2 separate regions of the Homo sapiens genome follow, and region 1 is linked to region 2. A link is a loop called in an ENCODE intact Hi-C map of the cell type or tissue named here. Cell type or tissue: GM12878. All regions are shown on one strand. Each heading gives the region's core, and the rest is flanking DNA. Links, peaks and the distances in the headings are about the cores only. Region 1 holds the start of WDR73 (WD repeat domain 73). Region 2 has its middle 5.9 kb from the start of SLC28A1.

Region 1 (2,908 bases), core at 211-2,710, 220 kb before region 2:
GTGCCCAGCCTGAAGACTTTTTTTGTTAGCCACGCTGGAATACAGTGTCGTGATCTCAGCTCACTGCAACCTCCACCTCCTGGGTTCAAGTGATTCTCCTGCCTCAGCCTCCCCAGTAGCTGCTGGTACACAGGTGTGCACCACCTCGTCCGGCTAATTTTTGTATTTTCAGTAGAGACGGGGTTTCACCATGTTGGCCAGACTGGTCTCGAACTCCTGACCTCAGGTGATCCGCCTGCCTCGGCCTCCCAAAGTGCTGGGATTACAGGCGTGAACCACTGCTCCCGGTCAGAGATCTTAATAAGAGGAATATTAGTGCTGATGGGGCATCAAATTGCTACAAGTGACTCTCAGGTGCCCAGAAGAGTGGGTTGGGTCCCTCTAGGCTTAGCTCCTGAAACCCAGCTCAGGAGTGAGATTCCCTCTCCTTCAGGGCTAGAAAGGTATACCACCTTTGTCATCAATCCATTCAAGGACTCGAGTGGCTCCTGACAGGTCGAATGCATAGAAATCCTGGTACCTGCACAAAAGGGACACAGAATCACACGATGCACAGCACTTCACAGCTCAAAGAACTCCAAGATGGCAGCCGCATGGTTCAGTGGCCCAAACTCTGGAGTCAGGCAGACGTGGGACTGAGTTTACTTCCCATTTTACTCCCTGTTTCTGGGACCAGGCCAGTCCCTTGATGTCCCTGAGCCTCGGTCCTCATGTGTGGACGTCCCAGGGTACCCAGATTTCCCAAGGTTGACGTGAGGAATCAATGAGATCATCTGTGTTCTGAGCTGAACTCAGAGGCTGGCGCAAACTAACTGGGCACTGCGTCTTCACAAGCGCGGCTCTTACTAGTAATCTCACAACGCGCGCACGCAGGAAGGAGCCATTTCCTAGAGATGGGGGCCTAGGCCCAGGCGGAGTCCTCCACGGTGGCGAGCCCCGAGGCCACAGCTGGCCCACTCTGCACCAGGATCCCCAACGTGCCTCCACCCACACCCATCCGCCCGCCAGGCAAGCTCCAGGCCCAGCTCCCATGTCCCAGCCCCGTACGATTTACAAGCGCAAGGATTCCACCAGCCAGTCGTCCCCAGGATCCATGGCAACGACCGCTTCCGGCGTCTCACTTCCGCCTGCGAGCCTTCGGGGGCCGCGCGGCTCTCGCGAGATGTGGGCAGGGCCTCCCGTTAGGGGCGGGGTTAACAGGCTGAGCTGCGGCCCGGCATGGGTGGGTTACGGGTTTTCTCCGCGAAAGCTCCGGGAAAAGTGACCTGAAATCGGGACTTTCCCGCTGTCAGCTCCAAGCAGGACCTGAGGACCAAATGATCGCCCGTTTTAGGGCCAGGTGTTTGCAGCCCAAGAGAGGGGCAATGAATGCTCCAAGGCCAGAAATAATACAGGACCGCCCGGTTAAATTCGAATTTCAGAAAAACGGTGAATAATTTCTTTCTTACGAGTATGTTCATGCAATATTTGGTACATTTTATTAGATAAAATTATTGTTTATCTGAAATTCGAATTTAACTGGGTGTCCAGTATTTTTATTTGCTAACGCTGGCAACCCTTCTGACGGCCAGAGAAGAGAGGAAGCGGCCGGCAGGGTCTGGATCCCAACTCGGCGCTCCCCTCCAAGTCCGGCGGGGGTATTGAGTAAAGCCCGGCAGTGTAGTGTCTGCAGCCCCCTTTTACTAGCGAGGAAACTAGTGACACTTGCCTGCGCCAGTAGGTGGCAGAGATGAGAGTAGAACCCCGCGCCTGGCACGAAGCCTGGCATGCAACAGGCGTTATTTGCTTGCTGAATGAATGGGTAGGAGGCCAGAGTCAGTGCCAGGCTGGTGCCATGGCATGGGGTATTCTGGACTTTTTGAGCCAGCCCCATCTCACTGAACACTCTGCCCTCCAGCCCCCTTTTCCTCCCATCCCCTAAAAGACGGGTGAAAGGAGAGGACCAGGCATTGTATGTAAAGAGCAAGGTTTTATTCACCAATTCAACAGGGAAGCAGGAAATACAGCAGGAACATAATCTGTGTCTGCATCAGCGATATTTCTGGTGACCCAGCCAGAAATCACAGTAATGGAGTAACAGAGATTTGAGCTCAGGATTTACATCCAGATGGGGCCATCAACAGGGTCCCATTCAGCACCTTCCCTGGGTGGGCACAATCTAAGCCACGCTGTTGTGTCTGCCCCATTATTGGTGTCATTTCTGCAGTATTTGTACCAGCAGCCTCCTGTACTGAAGAGAAACATACAGAAGAATTGAGCCAGGGAGGGGCTCCTGATAAAGATAGGGGCATCCTGCCATTCCTAAGTGCCAGATGTCTGCAGAGGTGGGCACCAGCAGGCTGTCAGCTGAGGCAGGCCCCAGAGCACCCTGAATTGCCTTGGAGGGGTCGGGGCAGTAGTTTTCTCAGAACACAGCCCCAACCACCCAGGGTGGTCATGACAGTCAAAGAAGATCGTGGAAGAAAATCCAAATACAGTGCTTGGTGCTGGGCTAGTGTCAGCGTCCTCACTCCCCCACCCCAGCTCTGCCCCAGACCTCACTCTGAAGCCCCAGACGTAGGCACTGCTGCTTCTGAGATTCTCTAGTTGGTCTGCATGTGTCAGAGCTTCAAAACCAAGGGCATTAGAGGTGACATTGTTTCCCTTCAGACTCAGCCAGCCCAAGCTCCTAGGCCTTACATCTGAGGTCCTCAGGGGCTGCTGGTTCTGTGCCTCAGGAAGTCAGGGATGTTGGTTGAGGCTGGGTTGGACCTTTTCTAGGGAATGCCTCTCCCTTCAAAATGCACACACTATATGCTAGGCACACTGGGGGATATGAAGGCGAGTCTACAACAGGTGCCGCCAGGGAGCTCACAGACTGATAAGAGCTCGCATCTACTAAGGGCTGTCTATGAGCCAGGCACCATGC
Region 2 (2,908 bases), core at 151-2,650:
AATCACAGAGCCCTGAATGACAGTGATCTTAAATAAGACAAAGTTATTTCTTCCTCAGGATGAAGTCTGTAGGCAGTAGGAGATCTGTACCTGGTCCACCCAGGGCTGGCACGGCAGCTCCAGGATGTCATCGAAACAGGCTCCTCCAGCTCTCTGCTCTGCCCTGCCAGCCGACACAGGAGGAATAATTAATCCCCAGTGGAATATTATGAGGAGAAGAACTGAGAATAGTAATATAAAGCTAAATCTTTGTTATATAGAGAGTCAATAGATAATGTCTAAAGTTGAAAATAAAGGCTGGGTACTATGGCTCATGCCTGCAATCCTAACATTTTGGGAGGTTGAGACAGGAGGATCACTTGAGCCCAGGAGTTTGAGGCCAGCCTGGACAACATAGTGAAACCCTGTCTTTGCAAAAAATAAGTTAGCCAGGTGTGGTGGCGTGTGACTGTAGTTCCAGCTACTTGAGAGGCTGAGGCAGGAGGATCACTTGGGCCCAGGAGATTCAGGCTGCAATGAGCCATAATCACGCCACTGCACTCCAGCCTGGGCAACAGTAAATGAATACATGATAGATAGATAGATAGATAGATAGATAGATAGATAGATAGATAGATAGATAGATAGATAGAAGATAAGTAAATTAATAAAAATAGTACCTATATTGATATTTTAAGATCTATCATCTATGTATCTATTATCTATTTTATGTATAGAAGTTGCTACCAGAGGCCAGGCACAGTGGCTCATGCCTGTAATCCCAGCACTTTGGGAGGTTAAGGCAGGAGGATCACGAGGTCAGGAGTTCGAGACCAGCGTGGCCAGCATGGGGAAACAGTCTCTACCAAAAATACAAAAAATTAGCTGGGTATGGTGGCACGTGCCTGTAGTCCCAGCTACTCGGGAGGCTGAGGCAGGAGAATTGCTTGAACTCAGCAGGCGGAGGTTGCAGTGAGCCAAGATCGCACCACTGCACTCCAGCCTGGGTGACAGAGTGACACTCCGTCTCAAAAAAGAAAAAAAAAAAAAAAAAAGAAGTTGCTACCAGAAGTGGAAAAACAAGAATGACTTGTTTGTAATTGGTGGGATTTGAGGGACAACGGGGTTGGCCTCTGGCTTCCTGGGCTCTGGTCTCCCCAAGCCTGTCTAGTGGTGAGCTTCTGTTCAACTTCCTTTGCTGGTCCATTATTTGGACCTTTCTTAAAATGGAAAGGCCAGCAGAGCGACTCCAACCACCTCCTTCTGCTTCAGGAGCTGCCTTAGTGGATTGGGTCCCTCTCAACCAAGGCAAATCTGAGCTGCGTTGTTAAGTTTCAGTGGCGGATGCAAGATGTCTGGAATTCAGTGGGATGGCAGTGTCTGTCTTGAAGAGGCTCTTGGTGTTTGGGCTGGAGCTACCTCTGGACAGGAGGCGCCCCCTACTGACACCCAGAGGCCCTGGAAACTCACTTCCCATGAGGCACTGTCTGATCTCAGAACTGATGGGGTTCAGAGATGGCCCTTTCTCATTATTTCCAAAGGGCCTCAGGGGACACAGCACACACAAGGGTGAAGGACCCTCAACCTGGAATTTGAGACACATTCCTCATGGTAGAGTTTCAACAGGACATGACCACATGGATTTCTGGGCTGAGGTAGTGTCCAGTCAACCGCTCTGGCCACTGGACTTTTTTTTTTTTTTACGAGATTGAGTTTCGCTTTGTCACCCAGGCTGGAGTGCACTGGCACAATCTCGGCTCACTGCAACCTCCACTTCCAGGGTTCAAGCAACTCTCCTGCCTCAGCCTCCCGAGTACCTGGGATTACAGGCATGTGCCACAATGCCTGGCTAATTATTGTATGTTTAGTAGAGACAGGGTTTCGCCATGTCGGCCAGGCTGGTCTTGAACTCCTAACCTGAAGTGATCCTCCCACCTCAGCCTCCCAAAGTGCTAGGATGACAGGCGTAAGCCACCGTGCTCGGCCTGGCCACTGGCTTTTGAGTGGTTGGAGTAGTTCATCCAGGCCCAGCTTGGGACACTTTCCCGTGGAGTCCAGCCAGCTGACAGTTCTAACCAAATTAAATACTCTGGTTTCACACTAAACTGCCTTGGTTCCACCAAACCCCTGATAAAGATTCTCATCGGAATGAAGCTGTGGACAAAGCCAGGGTCCTCCCTAAGACTCACCCACTTTAAGGCAGGCAGAATGCCTATGGGGGAGAAGCCCTGCCTGGTCATGGGCCCATGCCTGCAGTGGTCCACAGGAGCCTGCACCTGGCTTCCAGCCAACAGAAGCAATCTATTCCTACCTGTAGTGGATGCTGCTGGTGCCCTGCCCAGATGCCCTTTACCGCGGGGAACCCATCCCCCAGGCGCTGTTAGTTGGTAGCAACTCACAGCTGCCCCTTCTCTGAAGCATGCTGGGGTCGCTCAGAGAATAAGAATCAACTGCTCCAAAAACATACATTTTGAAGCATTGTCCTGAGCCAAATGGAAGCCACCTCACCCGGGAGGCAATCCCCACTTCCACTCTTAATCCTTGCCCCCATCCTTGGCCCATGACTAGCACTGCTACGAAAGGCTGTCCTTGCTTCACCTCAAAGTGGAACTAACTCCATGGGAGAGTTTGGGCTCTAGGGTGTCTCTGTGGGATCAGACTAAAGCCAAGCCCCAGCCGAGACCACACTGCTGCTTCTTCCCTTGGCCCTATTCTGCCTCCCTTATCCCCTTCTCCCAAGAACACTCCCCCAATAAATCACTTGAACAGAATCCCCATCTCAGGCTAAGGAATCTGCATAAGATCCATCAGGCATCCTGCTGTGTTGGCTCTCGCTGACAGAGAAATTTCACTGGGACTCTTCTTTTCTTCGCTTTCTTTCTCTTTTTCTTTCCCTCTCTCTCTCTCTTTCTTTCCTTTCTTTCCTCTC

What was found. Hi-C counts contacts between places; a loop is a spot of excess contacts. Peaks named below come from ENCODE experiments on the same cell type or tissue, not always from the same donor. Only the 100,000 strongest peaks of a DNase experiment are listed, where the experiment ranks them.
Region 1: it touches region 2 in a loop (10-fold over the local background); 21 of 110 quality-filtered maps call a loop at or near these places.

The regions. Positions count from the first base shown.
Region 1 is chr15:84,653,180-84,656,087 of GRCh38, forward strand. WDR73 (WD repeat domain 73) reads right to left here and starts at 1,104. Exons shown (of 8, transcript NM_032856.5): 1 at 1,055-1,104; 2 at 453-520. The coding sequence starts at 1,095. It overlaps NMB (neuromedin B), which reads right to left. Exons shown (of 3, transcript NM_021077.4): 3 at 1,953-2,230. The coding sequence ends at 2,195. RefSeq lists enhancers at 457-1,424, 851-1,090. In GM12878, for the core only: a CTCF peak has its summit at 1,718 (motif pointing right); DNase peaks (open chromatin) are centred at 1,172 and 1,732; H3K4me3 peaks cover 1,778 bases; H3K27ac peaks cover 1,175 bases.
Region 2 is chr15:84,877,296-84,880,203 of GRCh38, forward strand. No RefSeq gene overlaps it. Among named protein-coding and RNA genes, the nearest start is that of SLC28A1, 5.9 kb to the right of the region's middle. In GM12878, for the core only: a CTCF peak has its summit at 1,421 (motif pointing left); no DNase peak of the experiment used is centred there.